2 separate regions of the Homo sapiens genome follow, and region 2 is linked to region 1. A link is an interaction called in ENCODE POLR2A ChIA-PET data of the cell type or tissue named here. Cell type or tissue: HepG2. All regions are shown on one strand.

Region 1 (8,000 bases):
TCTCCTCATTCTGATTCATTTGGTTTGAAGGAGGACCCACAGAATTTGCATTTTTAAGTTTTGCACTGAGAGAAACATTGTTTTAGGTATTGAAAAACCATGAAAAGTTTTATAGTAGGGGACTGATATTATCAGATTTTTGGTTTTCAAGTATAGTTTGAGAGAAATAAGGCAGGGTTTACTAGTTATGAGGCTACTGGAAAAGGACAGGTGAGTGATAATGATGTCTTAAAAAATAATAGTGATTTATGACAAAGGCAGCAATGCAGTACATTGGGGAATGACAGTTTGTTCAATAAATGGTTGTTAATAAGCAAAAGTAGATATCTGAACTTCCATCTTTCAAATACAAAAATTTTTATCTCATATCATAAACAAAAATTATAATGTATTGAAAAACCTAAATATTATAGGCAGAACAATAAAATAAGGAGAATAACTTTAGGACTTTGATTTAAGAACAGACTTTTAAAATAGTATATACAAAGCTTTAAGAGAAAAAATATAAAATTGACTATATTAATATTAATACCTCTTGTTAATTCAAGACATCATTGAGAGTTGAAAAGGCAACCTACAGAGTAGGGGAAGCTATTTTTAATACACATATCAAGAATATATAACTTCTTAAAATTGATAAGGAAAATAAAGAAAACTCAGTTGAAATACGAGTTAAAGACTTCCTTTTGAAAAGTGGACATCTAAATGGCTAATTAACACACAAAAAGTTGTTCATAACGTAAGACATCAGAGAAATGCAAGGAAAACTTCAATGGGATAGCATACTACATCTACTGGAATAGCTAAAAGATATATGATAAAAAATGAAATGTTGGCAAGGACACTGAACAATCAGAATTCATACGCTGCTTGTGGGAATGTAGTTTTTTTTGTTTGTTTGTTTTGTTTTTTTTTTTTTTGAGACTGAGTTTTGCTCTTGTTGCCCAGGCTGGAGTGCAATGTCGCGATTTTGGCTCACTGCAAACTCTGCCTCCCAGGTTCAAGCAATTCTCCTGCCTCACCCCCCAAGTAGCTGGGATTATAGGCATGTGCCACCACACCCAACTAATTCTGTACTTTTAGTAAAGATGGGGTTTCACCATGTTGGTCAGGCTGGTCTCTATCTCCAGACCTCAGGTGATCTGCCCACCTCGGCCTCCCAAAGTGCTGGGATTACAGGCATGAGCCACCGTGCCCAGCCTGGGAATGTAAATATTTTACATCTACTTTGGAAAATTATTTGGTTCTATCTTTTAATCTGTACCAATGAATACTAATTCCATTCATGTTTATAAGCTCGACACAAATATATACAAAGGCTCAACAATACACAGATGTTATGTTCACAGAAGCACTATTCATAAAAGCTACAAAGTAGAAAAAAATCCAAATTCTCATCCACAGTTGACTATGGTTCATTCAGAGAATGGGTACAGGTTCCAGTAGCTGCATACATAGCCATTGTTGCTGCATACAAAACCATTTCAAATACACCAGAATAAAATAACAAACAATATGGCCATAGATACTGTGAATCAGAAATTGAGATAAGGCACAGCAGGGATAATTTATCCCTATTACATGATGTCTGGGGCCTCAGCTGGGAAGACTTGAATGGTTGGGGCTGACTTAAATGGCTGGAAACCAGAAGCTTTTGAATATTACTTCACTGGAGTGATTGATATCTAATTGGGATTATTCAGTTGGAACATTTGCATGTGACTTGGGCTTCTCTGAGAATTTCAGCTGCATTCTAAGAAGGGAGGATCCCAAGAAGGAGTATATGAGGAGCTGGTGTTTCAAAAAATAAGAACTAAGCTGCAGTGCTTCTTCTGATCTAGCATTAGAAGTCATAAGTCACACCCTATTCATTAAGCCACATTGCACTGATTACAAGAAAGTCATTAATGTCAGGATAATCCAAGTGGATAGGAATTGGATTCCATCTCTAGGAAGCAGCAAGCTCAATTTGAAGATCATGTGGGTTGGGAGACACTGTGTGGCCATCTTTGAAAACAAAATCTGCCACAGAGTACAGTGATAAGATTGACAACTATATCAATATAGATGAATCTCTCAAACATTCTGTTGAATTAATGAAACTAGACACAAAAGTGTGTATGTTGAATGAATTAATTTATACACAAAATATGAAAACGCAACACATTTATTTTTTATGTATCAGTATGGTGATTAACTATTGGAATAGTAATTGAAAGAGAACAACAAAATTATTTCTGAGGTATTTGTTATTTTTCTTTTATGAGTGCTAGTGACAAGGAATGTTTAGCATGTGAAAATTCATTAATTGTTCAGTTATGGTATAAGCTTTTTTCCTGTATATATATATATATGCAAAATATACATATATATGTATAATTTCAAAAAAGTTAAAATAAAAAGAAAAATTCTTTCAATTTATTTATATTCAGTATATATAGTTTTGTCAATATTTTGAGATCTTTTATAAACGTTTCTCTTTTTTTCAGTCATTGCTTTGCAGTGTCTTTATTTCTTCAATCACATATCTGCACAAAACTATTGCAAAGATGCATGCTACTGTGTTACACATAATACTTGAAAAACGACGCTGGTATAACTGCTTATTCTTTACTTAACACAAAATAATTGACTTCCAAAGGTAAAATTAGTCTCACCACTATTTGCTTCTACTTGTTAAAAAAATTAAAAGTTATTGAAAAAGGCATGAAGAATTATAATACATGAAGAAGCCATTATCTTTTAATGGTATTTATAAATATTCAAAAAGTTATTTTTCCAAGACATTTAGAAACTGCTATTTTTCCTTATAAATACTATTTTTTTCACACCTACCTCTAATCTTATGATAAATCATTTCCGTTTTTGCTTTAACACATATCCAGATTCCAACCGTTTTCTTCCACCTTCACTACTATTACTCTGACCTGAGCCACTGTGATCTCCCACTTAGTTTTTAAATAGTATCTTCTAGGGATCCTTGCTTAGTCCTTGCCCCTTGCATTCTAATTCATGACACAGCAGCCTGAGTGATGATCTTAAATCTATCAGATCATGTAGACTATGTTGTTCTTATGCAACTCATTTCCCAATGGCTTTGATGTCACTCAGAGTAAAAGTCAAAATTCTCAACAAAAGCAACAATGCCCTACAATACCTCATCTGCTCTCCCAACTTGTTCTCTTTGCTTTAGTGAGCTAGCCTTCTTGCTTTTGTAAAAAATGTTAGCCAAGCTCTTATCTTGGCTATTTCTGTTTGCATTTCTCTTTACATAAACGTTTTTCCTCAGCTCTTTGTATGACCTGTTTGTTCTCTTTCTTCTTTCTGGTATCTGCTCAAATTTCACCCTTTCATTGAAGCTCTTCTCTTGACACTGTATTTAATATTTCAAGCCTTTTTCAGTCCCCGTCATTGCTATTTGTTCAGTCTTTCCCTGCTTATTTTTTTCCCAAAGCACACATATTTTCACATATTTATTATTTATGCATGTTTTTGTATTGTACATCTCCTCTACCCCATTTTCACCCTTAACAGAGTGAATTCTATTTCCATAAAAACAAGATGTTTTAACTCTGTGTGTGTGTGTGTGTGTGTGTGTGTGTGTGTGTGCATGTGTGTGTGCGTGCACGCACAGGCACCTCAGGCCCTTTGCCCTTTCTGTATTCTCTTTCTGAAACAACTTTCTCTACTCACTGTTTTACGTCTCTTTTTCAACTTTCATGTTTAATGTTTAAGCTTAAATGTCATCTTCCCAGGGAATGTTTTCTTGGTCATTCTATAAAAAGTAGTCTGGCTTTCTACCTTTTATTTCCTATCATATTTCTCTATTTATTTCTTACACAGATCTTTAACATTATGTGGTTATCATATTCACTTAATTATTGAATTGATTGTCTTTCTAAATGAAATATAATCTCAGTGACAAGAACCTCATTAGAAATTGAATGTGTGAATAGGATGTGTTGAATAGATTTTAGCTGAATACTGGACTTTTTTTTTAACAGTTCCTCTTTATAGATAAAGCTTATATCTACATTTTTGAGTATATTTTTTATTATATCAGTAAAGAGAGCTGAAAAATAGGGTTTTGTAATAATTTTCTTTCTCATCATATGAAACTTTCTTTTCACTTCTACTTTTGGGAGTACACTAATTTATTTTTCGGTTGACATATTTCCTTCATAGAAAAAATAAATCTTACTTCACCCACAGGTCCAAGGATGAGCCTGCTAAATCCTGCAGTAATCTCCAAGTCAATTAACTACAAAAATTCCTTTAGCTTCAAGATTGGGGTATGGCTGACTCTGAGACGGAGAGATGAAAGAGAGGTTTGCTGGGAGCTTAGGCAAAAGAAGTTTTCTGTTTCCTAAAATAAAGCCACCAGAAGATATATCTCACCCTCATGAATTTGTGTTCTGTGATTGTGAAACTTTGACCTTCATCGTTAGATTGTTCTCATGAAGGACACCATTGTAGGAATGAACACAGAGGAATTCACAGGGAAAGATGTAGCCCAGACCTACTGGATATAGCTAGATTGAATCCAGTGACCTCTGGACTTTTAGTTGTGTGAGCAAATACACTTGTTTATTTTATCCATTATAGTTGGCTTTTCTGTACTTGCAGCCAAAAGCAGCATAACTGAAATTCAGTTTTCATTCTCATTCATTCTCATATTTAACACCACTTTCTGCTATTGTACTCAACTAGAAGATTCTTCCATTGCTTAGGGCTCATATTGATTTACATGTCACCATAGCTATTGGGGGAGGTGTTTTATGGTAGAGACCTCATGCCTATTACCTTCACATTGCTTTGAATACACATAATATTTTTTAGTGAACTTCCAAACATGAGACCCTAGTTCCTGTCATTATTACTGTTATTGATTAGTTTAGTGTCTTCCAGCAACTAAAATCAATTAAAAGTCAAAGGTAATGCTATTTTGTTCTTTATTCCACAGACTATTCACTGATGGGAGTTTCTTTCAGGTAGTAAAAGACCAATTTTAGAGTTTGTCTGCCTCTTTCAAAGTTGTGTAATCTTTCATCAGTAAATATTGATTCATTTTCAGTCAAGCTGGAAATGTTTTAGAGAGTAACTTTCAGTAAAATTAACCAGTCTTACAAGTCAGTAAAAGCTAAACATTCTTGGCAGTGCACTCCACTTCCAAATGTGTTGGAACTGTTCTCTCATATTACGCCTTCTGTATTATCATTGTTAACATACAGTGAATGTAGTACTTTTCCCTTTTGTAATACAGTAATAGATAAACAAAAGTATGTAATAACTTGACTATGATGTAATGGTATGTTCAATTTATTTCATGAAAGCAGGTAAAACTTGCCAACATATAGCATAATATTTTCCTTTAACTTATTTTCCCTCTGTTTTAGAGTATCAAAAAACCTTATTCTGCTGGCTCTGAGGCTACAGATAAATAAAAATAGGTTTGAAAATACTGTGGCTATTTTATTTACGAAAAACAATTTTTCCTGTTTACATTTTTTAAGAGAATTTATCTAAAATTAAATTACCTCTTAAAAGAATAATTAAGAGGATAATTAAGACAGGACATTTCTATACTTTAAGATGTTACATAACAACTAGAGGTTTAGATGAACAACATGAATATATTATTCAAAATATTAAAATGTTTTTTGTTTGATTTCTTTTTTTAATGCTTGATAGAACATATACCACAATCTCTCAGAACAATTTGTTACATCATCTTCTATCAAATATCCTCCTAATTCAACCAAAGTTTTTTTCTGTTTCACACTGGTTGGATACTCTTTAGCAAGATATAAATCAGACTGTTATCCTTCAAAATATCTTTATAAATAATGTATTATAATAATGCCATGTGTAAAAATATTGCTGTCTTACTATATTATTACTTTGACTCATTTTGAATGCATTGGCAGTTCTTTCATTATTGTGCGTATAGGTTTCTATTATAAAAACTTAGTTAAGCTTCATACGTAACTAAGAGTAGAGAAATGCACTTTTTTGTATGTATGAAATCTCAAAATTTTAGTTTATATTCTTAATTCTGGTACAAAATAAATATTAAATCCCATGCTTAAAACTATTCCCCTAAATCTCTAAGTCTAGTTGTCTTTAGAAGTAAGTACTTCTAAACAATTAGGAAGAAACAATACCAATCTTTCTCTGTAAAATCTCTATACCAAAACCTGAAAAGAACATTTCAAAACAATAATATTGTAGACAATCTCTCCTATGGATGGATATACAAATATTTCAAAGAAGATATTAGCAGAGTGAATCCAATCATATAGAACAAAAAGATAGCAGAAACAATTGTGTTAGGAATGAAAGAGACATTTTTATATTAGAAAAGTAATCAATGTAATGCGCCACAAGCAAATTTGATGATCATCTAGATAATTCAGAAAAGAAATGTAATAAAATTAGCATTAGTTTTTGTCAGATTTGTTGAAGATCAGATAGTTGTAGGTGTGAAGCCTTATTTCTGTGTTTTCTGTACTGTACAATTGGTCTATGTGTCTGTTTTTGTACCACCACTTTGGTGACTGTAGCCCTGTAGTATAGATTGAAGTTTTGGGTAGCATGATGCCTTCACCTTTTTTCTTTTTGCTTAGGATTGCCTTGCCTATTCATGTTCTTTTTTGGTTCCATGTGAATTTTAAAATAGTTGTTTTCTAGTTTTGTGAAGAATGTCAATGGTAGTTTAATAGGCATAGCATTGAATGTATAAATTGTTTTGGACAGTATGGCCATTTTAACAATACTGATTTTTCCCATCCATGAGCATGAAACATGTTTCCATTTGTGTCATCTCTGACTTCTTTTAGCACTGGTTTGTAGTTCTCATTGTAAAGATCTTTCACCTCCCTAGTTAGCTGTATTTCTAGGTATTTTATTCTTTTTGTGGCAATGGTGAGTGGGAATTCCTGATTTGGCCCTCAGTTTGACTGTTGTTGATGTATAGCAATGCTAGCAATTTTTGCACACTGATTTTGTATCCTGAGACTTTGCTGAAGTTGTTTATCAGCTTAAGAAGCTTTTGGGCTGAGACAATGGGGTTTTCCAGATATAGGATCACATCACCAATAAACACGAGATAATTTGACTTTTTCTCTTCCTATTTGGATACGCTTTTTCTTGCCTGAATGCTCTGGCTAGAACTTCCAATACTATATTGAATAGGAGTAGTGAAAAATGGGATCTTTGACTTTTGCTGGTTTTCAAGGGGAATACTTCCAGCTCTTGCCCATTCAGTATGATGTTGGCTGTGGTTTTTGTTATTTGTGAGTCTTATTATTTTGAGGTATGTTTTTTCAATACCTAGTTTATTGAGAGTTTTTAACATGAAGGAGTGTTGAATATTGTCTAAAGCCTTTTCTGCATTTACCGAGATAATCATGTGGTTTTTGTCTTTAGTTCTGTTTATGTGGTGAATCACATTTATTGATCTGTGTATGTTGAACCACCTTTGCATTCTAGGGATAGAGCCTACTTGATCATGATGGATAAGCTTTTGGATATGCTGCTAGATTAAGTTTGCCAGTATTTTGTTGAGGATTTTTGCATCAATGTTCATAAAGGACATTGGCCTGAAGTTCTGTTTGCTTGTTGGTTTTGATGTGTCCCTTCCAGGTTTTGGTATCAGGATGATGCTGGCCCTGTAGAATAAGTTAGGGAGGAGTCTCTTCTCCTTAGTTTTTTGGAATAGTTTCAGGAGAAATGATGACTGTTCTTTATTGTACATCTGTAGAATTTGGCTTTGAGTTTGTCTGGTCCTGGGCTTATTTTGGTTAGTAGGTTATTTATTACTGCCTCAATTTCAGAGCTCATTATTGATCTGTGCAGGGCTTCAATTTTCTTCCTGGTTTGTCTTGGAAAGGTGTATGTGTCCAGGAATTTATCATTTCTACTAGATTTTCTAGTTTACGTGCATAAAGGTGTTCAAAGTATTCTCTAATGGTTGTTGTTATTTCTGTGGGGTCAGTGGT
Region 2 (8,000 bases), 240 kb after region 1:
GACATGATGCCTCACTTGGTATATCAATTATGAGTAGTATTAGATATCAAGCATACAACTAGCCTCTAAGCAAAACATCCAGTTCATTCTAGGGCAGAGTCATGAGAGAACATGAGCAATGTATCAGTGCACCAAATTGGGTTGTTATGCTGAATAATGATCTTCTCATTATAGTAAGTTACAACAAAAATTTATTTCTTAGTAATATTTATTATCACTGTGGCTCAGCTACTGCTCGGGGACCAAGACAGATGGAACAACTTTGTGGTAGAGGAAAAAGACATATGGCAGACTCAAGAATGAACTTCTACATAGCTTTGCTGAAAAGTGATGTATATTACATCTATATATTTTTCAGTGTTCAAAGGAAATCACAGGCTAAATCTGATTTCACTGAAACAGGGCAGTACAATTCTACAGCAGAAGTGTTCTTGGTAGACAGGGGAAACAAATAGTTTGAATAATAACAGAGACCCCAGATTGTTTGGTAGTTGAATATAAAATTTAGTAGGCTTCAAACACTATCCATTTGGTAAGTTGTAGATGTATTTGGAAAAGTTGACATGTGCCAGACTGTGAATGGCTTTGCATGACACACAAAAACTCAATTAAAGGATTGTGCGTATGATCCGATTTTATTAAAAAACTTCAATCTGGCAAAGAGAGAAGTACCCTTCTCTGGGAAGTAAAACTAAAGCCAAGGAGCTGTGTTAGGAAATACTTCAGTAATTAATGCAATTTTTAAAGGTTGAATTTTGGAATAAAATCATATAAGACACATTAGAGGAGGAATACAAAAATGATAGTTTGGAAAAATAATTAGGAGATTGAATTAATAAAAATTGTGCTCAATTTGAGAGCAGATACCAAGAAGACACTCTTTCCTTTTATATATTTGACTTGGGCAATTCTGGTGAGTGGTCGTTATCCACCATCAAGATACAGAAACCGGGACAGGTGAAATATTTAAACAGAAGTAGGGTAAGATAAGCACTTCCATTAATAACAGATTAAGTGTAATCTAATAAAGGCTGTTCAGAGACTGTTAGACACATGTGTCAAATCATACTTCTAATGTAGAGAAAGGGCTGTACTGTAACAATACAGTAAGGGCTGCCAATGTGTATGTTTAATTTATGCTGCAAATCTGATGAGCTCATTTATGAAGAAGGGGATTATATTAAAAAATAAGTAACTCTGCTAGGGACAAAATCCTTGAGATTATAGATGTGGGATATCTGAATGGACATAATAAACATAATAAAAGGGCAGAAGGTTAGAAAAATGAAAGCTACTGAAAGGCAGAAGAAAGCAAAAGAAATAGCCTTATAAAATAGGAGTGGTCAGAAATGTATCTCTCTCTCTCTCTCTCTCTCTCTCTCTATATATATATATATATATATATTTTTTTTTTTTTTTTTTGAGACAGAGTCTCACTCTCTCACCTAGTCTGGAGTGCAGTGGTGCCATCTCAACTCACTGCAACCTTTGCTTCCCAAGTTCAAGAGATTCTCCTGCCTCAGCCTCCTGAGCCGCTGGAATTACAGGCGTGTGCCACCACACCCCACTCATTTTTGTATTTTTAGTAGGGACGGGGTTTCACCATGTTGACTAGGCTGGTCTCAAACTCCTGATCTCCAGTGATTCACCTGCCTTGCCCTCCCAAAGTGCTGGGATTACAGGCATGAGCCACTGCGCCCAGCCAGAAATGTCAAATGCTTCCTAAAGAATAGGAAAATAAGGAGTCAAATTGTTACTAGATTGGGCAATTAGTTATTCATGAGTGAATTTTGATTAATACATTTGGATGAATTCATTTTATGAGCCCCTTTGCTTCAAACACATGGTAATTATACACAAAATACACTTATTGTTAAAAAAGAAGAAAAAAATTGAATTTGGTAAAAGGCAAGATCAAAGGTTTGCAGAACAGAAATGAAATAGAAATTCAGAGAACTGAACATATATAGGATGTCTCAAAAGATCAATGAAAATTAAGCGGTAAATGCTGAAAATTCACAATAAAACAGGTATTGAGGTTTGACCATTCAAATTTATTCTAAATTTTTAGCTTTGTGAACTTTCTATAATTAACATCTAATTTTATTTTTATCAATAGGAAGTACTAAAATAAATTTTTAGTTCTCTACTTTTGTTTTAATCATCATAAAAATCATCATAAAAACAAAAGTAGATAAAGGACAGGGATTCCAGATAAATTTGAATTTCATATAAATAATAACTTTTTTATTATAATCATGCCCCATGCAATATTTAGGACATGCTTACAGGGAAAAAGTATTGTTACGTGAAATTTAAATTTATCCGAACATCTTATATTGCTACTTGCTAAATCCATCAACCGTTAAGGAGGGGTCTTAAAGAACATTTTTTAAATTCAAAATTCACGAAACTAAATGATTGGAAAATAAATTTCAAATAATTATATATTTTTTTAAAAAGCTATAGCATCTATGCTATTGAAGTGCATAAACTACTTAAAACTGCTTAAAGACATATGGGACATTTTATAGACTCTTTAGTAAATGGTGCTGTGGCAATTAACCGTATCCCAGATCTGGGACACGTCTGTGGTGCTGTCCGTGGACAACGGCCGCACCTCAGCCCTGCTGCGCTTGGCAATCTCGTCGGACTGCGCCTTGACCTTTGCAATGATGCTGTCCAAGCACAGCAGGGCTGAGGCTGAGAGCATGTACCAGATCAAGTATGAGGAGCTGCAGACACTGGCTGGGAAGCACGGGGATGACCTGCAGCTCACAAAGACTGAGATCTCCAAGATGAATCGGAACATCAGCCAGCTCCAGGCTGAGACTGAGGGCCTCAAATGCCAGAGGGCTTCCCTGGAGGCCTCCATCACAGTTGCCGAGCAGCGCAGGGAGCTAGCTGTTAAAGATGCCAAGGCCAAGCTGTCCGAGCTGGTGGCTGCCCTACAGCGGGCCAAGCAGGACTTGGAGCAGCAGCTGCGGGCGAGTACCAGGAGCTGATGAACATCAAGCTGGCCCTGGACATCGAGATCGCCACCTACAGGAAGCTGCTGGAGGGCGAGGAGAGCCTGCTGGAGTCTGGATTGCAGAACAGGAGTATCCATGGGAAGACCACTAGCGGCTATGCAGATGCCCTGATCTCAGCCTATGGGGACCTCACAACTCCCGGCCTCAGCTACGCCCGGGCTCCAGCTTTGGCTCTGGCTGGGCTCCAGCTCCTTCAGCTGCACCAGCTCCACCAGGGCCTTGGTTGTGAAGATGGAGACCCGCGATGGGAAGCTAGTGTCCGAGTCCTCTGACGTCCTGCTCCAAGTGAACAACCATAGCAGACCCTCTCAGCATACCCCTCCTGCGGCTGCCCCAGAGCCCCTGAGGGAGGCCACTGCGCAGGGGAGCACAGGGAACAGGAGACCCACCTGAGGCTCAGCTCTTGCCCTCAGCCCACTGGCGGGGGAGTTTACTGCCTGAGGTAGCCCCCTTGCCCATGCCTCCAGCTACAAAAGAATTCAATTTTTTTTTTCCCAACACAAACCTCAGCTACCTGTGCCAAAAAAAAAAAAAAAAAAAAAGGAATGACACAAAGAGTAAAACAGAAAAATATATTCTAGTACTACAGAAACAATACAGTAGTGAAAATGAATGTATGAGAAAGATGTGAGTCATAATGTGCATTAGAGTTTATCCTTGGATAATGAGCAAGGAAAAATAGATTGCAAACTATTTTAGAAAATATAATAGTATTTATATAAAGTATATTTTATGGACACTTACATGATTAGTAATATAAAACATTCATAGAATGGAAGGTGGCATATTTGGGAGAATGTTTATTATTTTGGGGAGATAAAGGGTGGATAAAGAAGATATTTACATTTATCTATTGATTGCATTTAAAATATTATTAAACATTATAAAATGCTAATATTTAAGAGGTAGCTAAAAGTAGATGCTAATGCTGTAGAAGTAGATGATAGTGTTCAAATTCTAGTTCTGCCACTTGCTAGCTGTGTGGCCTTAGAAAAGTTATGGATCCTCTCAGTGACTATTTTATCATTTGTAAAGGGGAACAGAAATAGTACATACCTCATAGGGTTGATTGCACTCTTTATCAAAAGAGTACATGAGTTAAAACTTTTAAAGTGCTTGGAATATAGCAAGACTATGTTGGTATTTGAGAAATAAGGTAAAATCAATAAACAGTAGTATGCATTTATGTTGTTAATTAAATAATTCTTTATAGAAATATTTTAGGTGATTAACATAGTGGCACTTTTAAAGCAGTGTTGTGGCCAAGAACAATCTAATAAACAAAAGAAAAGCAAGTGTACTTCCTTTCAAGAATCTTGGCTATATAAAGAAGACATGGGTGGTAAATTAGGATCTGTGGCCATGGGAGGACTCTTGCTTCAATGCAGAGGCAGAAGACCTAGGAGAGGGGCAGAGTGAACAATTCTAGAGATAAGGAAGGATTTAGAGACTAAGGCTTTTCCCTAAAATTTGGGAGTTGTTTTAATCCTGGGTCACATGAAAACCTCATTTTTGGCAAAAACTAGTGGCACTTCTCAGGCAAGAACCAAAAGAAAATTTTAAAAGTTACTAAATCTGGAATATGAAGTTGACAGAATTTATATCTGAGGGCCTGTTTCTTTGGTAAGTATGATGTGTGATTAAATTCTGAAGTTCTTGAGGACAGTTGTCAAAATTTGGTTTAAACATTGAAAGTGTAATAAATTATGGTCAACTTGATAGTAATACTGTAATGCCTAAGATTCCTGCCGCCAGGGAGTGATAGAGACACGGACTGAGAGAGAGAAAAAAAGCTGTAGGCTTTATTGAGCAGAGTGAAAGTACAAAGCCTTCACTCTGGAAGGGGTCCCGAATGGGTAGCCAGAGTTAGATTATACGACTGTCTTTTAAACTCTTTAAGTCAGGAAATACGTTCAGCGGGAAGATGTTACCAGAGCAAGGAACAAAGGCAGCAAATATTATTTTGTGACATGTCTTAGATTTTGAGGAAAACCAGAATTGCAACTTAGGTTTCATCTACTTTATGACCTTGCAGCGGCATGGCAAAGGATACAGGATCTCACAGGACTTTACAAAGTATGTTTACAAGGAATTGGAATTGGGAGTATAGATAAAGTCTGCTGGTCACAGAAAAATGGGCAGTTAACATACCTTTTAGTTTCGGGGGAGGGGGAAGGGAGAGAGGACACAGGGAAACTTACAGCAAAATTTTCACTGTTGATAGCTTTCTTGGGGAAGAAAACACATGCACAAATCCTGGTGTTAGGAATATTTTAAGCATATATTTTCAACATTATTCATCCAGGACTGAAGTAAGTCCTGATGCAGGAAATGAGTGAGTTTCCCCTACTCGACTCGGGAAACCCAGCTGGCACCTGTCAGTCCCCCCTCTAAACAGGACACCCCAACTGCTGTTGGGAACTGAGCGGCAGTTGGTCTGGCTACTTCCTGCTGCTTAGGAGCAAAGAAAGCGCCCTGCAGTTGTGGTGTCCTCCAGAGGGGAAATTTTTAGGCCAGTCGAAGGACCAGCAGGTTGAGACAGGGGTCCTCCGTAGAAGCCGTGAGTTGAGCTTATTTGAGGTTCCATTTGTAAGACCATTTGTAGCTTGATGGCCTCGATCATGGAGGAAACCAATTTGACAAGGAGGTTAAAAATGAAAGGCCCAAAGGCGAGTAATAGTAGGATGGCTGTCACAGGTATGCATTGGTTAAACATATTTCACGGTCCTGAGTGTTCAAGCTCCTTTTTCCTACTTTCTATCCGTTCTCTTATTTCTTTGACCTTTTCAGTAATGATTCTTGACTGGTTAATGAAATAGCAACATTCTTCTCTTATGAAGAGGCAGGTTCCTCCTCTTTCAGCTGTTAATATGTCTAGGGCTCTTCAGTTTTGGAGGACTACCACAGCTAGAGAATTAAGCTGGGCTTGTAGGGTCACTAGGGAGTTGGCAACTCATTCCATGTCATCATTTAATTCCTGTGATAATTTATAATATAATTGGGTGGAGGAGGTTATACCTCCAATTTCAGTCCCAAGCCTGTGCAATATTTCGGCTCCTACAATAAAAGGTACAATAAGGAAGGGCTCATGTGTGGTGGGATTGGGGTATAAGAAGACTTTGTAACTCTTTTTCAGTACATATGGACATGGGAGGTGCTAGAAAGGAGAGAAAGCATAATTCTTTTGGAGTGCCATTTAGGCATCAATAGGCTGTTTTATCATAGATGAAAAAGATGCCTGAAGTTAGACAGGTGAAACCTGAGGTTACTGATATCTAGGACTGACATCGGGAGGTGTTCTTATTGAGAGTCATGCTGAAGTTTATACATGTGAGATTTGAGGCCTTTGTGGCTGGTAAATTGGTGACTATGGGACCGATTGATTTGGTGGTGTTTAGGACTGGGGTGGATAAGTTCCACTGTCCAGGGACAGGGACTGGGACATATGGTTGAAAAAGAAAGGGGGACACATCCAACAGTTGGTTGGATTACTAGGAGAGGCCTCTTGCATTCCTGTAAGGGTGGTGTTTAACAGGCTCCAGAGACGAGAATGAGACTTAAGGGTTTCTTGTAGCCTGGAAAGGTCAAATTGCTTGTATGGACTGGGAGTACTAGAGAGCTAGACTAAGTTTTTAATCACTTGGATTAAAAGTGATTGGATATGCCCTTCTTTAGCCTCATCTTGGACGCCTCCTCCATCAGACGTACCTATATGTGTATAATATGTCCAGCAAGCATTGGCTCCCCATTTCTCAGGGCAGTCAGCTTGGATCATTTTTCCTTGGTGATATGTATGGCCATTGTGAGAGCAGAGAGAAGCAGTTTTATAACACCCTGCTGCTTATTTTTCAGTAGAATTTAAGGTCTGATCAAGAAGTAACATGATCTCTCTCCATGTTAGATCAAAGGACTGCCCCAATCTTTGCAGAATATCTATATGGTTATCAGGATCATCCGAGAATTTCCTTAAATCTGCCTTTATTTGTTTTAAACCTGAGAGTGAAAAGGGGGCATGCCCGTAAGCGGGCCCAAATTCTCCTCCTACTGCTTGTGAGGGACATAGTTTCGGTGCCTGGCTCGCGGAGTTTACATTCTCTTTCTGGTGTGCCTTTAATACTTTGGTGGGGCTGGATGGAGGAGAGTCACTGGGGGAGGAGAGTGGGGCTGAGGGAAGAGGCCCTGAGTATGGAGGCAATTGTGAGCCTCTGTCATTTGGGCAAAGCTTGCAGACTTGGCACAGGGCAGTATTGTCACGAAGGGCAAAGAAAGCCTGTACATAAGGGACTTCACTCCATTTACCTTCCTGTTTACAGAAAATATCTAGTTGTAGAATGTTGTTATAATTAATACTTCCCTCAGGGGTCCAAGTTTCTCCATTTTGTAAGGAATACTTTGGCCAGGCAGTGGTACAGAAGAAAATCAGCCGCTTCTTTTTTAAGGTCTCAGGGTCGAATTTGTTCTAGTTATTTAGGATACATCTTAAGGGAGTGTCCGGTTTTGAAAGTGTGGTACCCATCTGGAATTTTAAACACAGAGATGCCTGCACCCCTGGTTAGTTCTGGGACTCGTCTTCCCTTAGGGCATCCCCTAAGGGTCAGGTCCAATTGTCCTCAAAGCTCATGGCTGCTTTTCCTGAGCTCTCCATCTACCGGATTTAACCTTGCTTACCGGCAAGATGGAAACTTCCTTTGCCCCTGCTGTGCACCCATTGACCACTAAATGGGGCACAAAGAATGTTGGATTTATTGTGGTCCTTCTGCCAATGTGTCCTACCTGTTCCAGGGTGGCAAGGCCTGGGTTGGGGGCACCATTGATGCTTACATGCGAAGGCCCAATTTATGTGGGACTGGCCATAAAACTGTCCTTCAAGGATAAATCTCTGAATTAGCAACAGGAGGCTTAGTAAGCTTAAAGGGGGTGGTGGATGTCCTCTAGGCCAGGGCCGAGAACAGCTGCTGTACTTTAGCC

The links. Peaks named below come from ENCODE experiments on the same cell type or tissue, not always from the same donor. Only the 100,000 strongest peaks of a DNase experiment are listed, where the experiment ranks them.
Region 2: POLR2A ChIA-PET joins it to region 1 with 7 read pairs; 1 of 35 experiments calls an interaction of 5 or more read pairs at or near these places.

The regions. Positions count from the first base shown.
Region 1 is chr14:43,775,894-43,783,893 of GRCh38, reverse strand. No RefSeq gene overlaps it. Among named protein-coding and RNA genes, the nearest start is that of LINC02307, 610 kb to the left of the region's middle. In HepG2, no CTCF peak of the experiment used is centred here; DNase peaks (open chromatin) are centred at 3,243, 4,483 and 5,073; H3K4me3 peaks cover 2,476 bases.
Region 2 is chr14:43,536,198-43,544,197 of GRCh38, reverse strand. It overlaps the pseudogene KRT8P2. Among named protein-coding and RNA genes, the nearest start is that of LINC02307, 850 kb to the left of the region's middle. In HepG2, CTCF peaks have their summits at 3,044 (motif pointing left) and 4,789; DNase peaks (open chromatin) are centred at 3,047 and 4,797; H3K4me3 peaks cover 456 bases.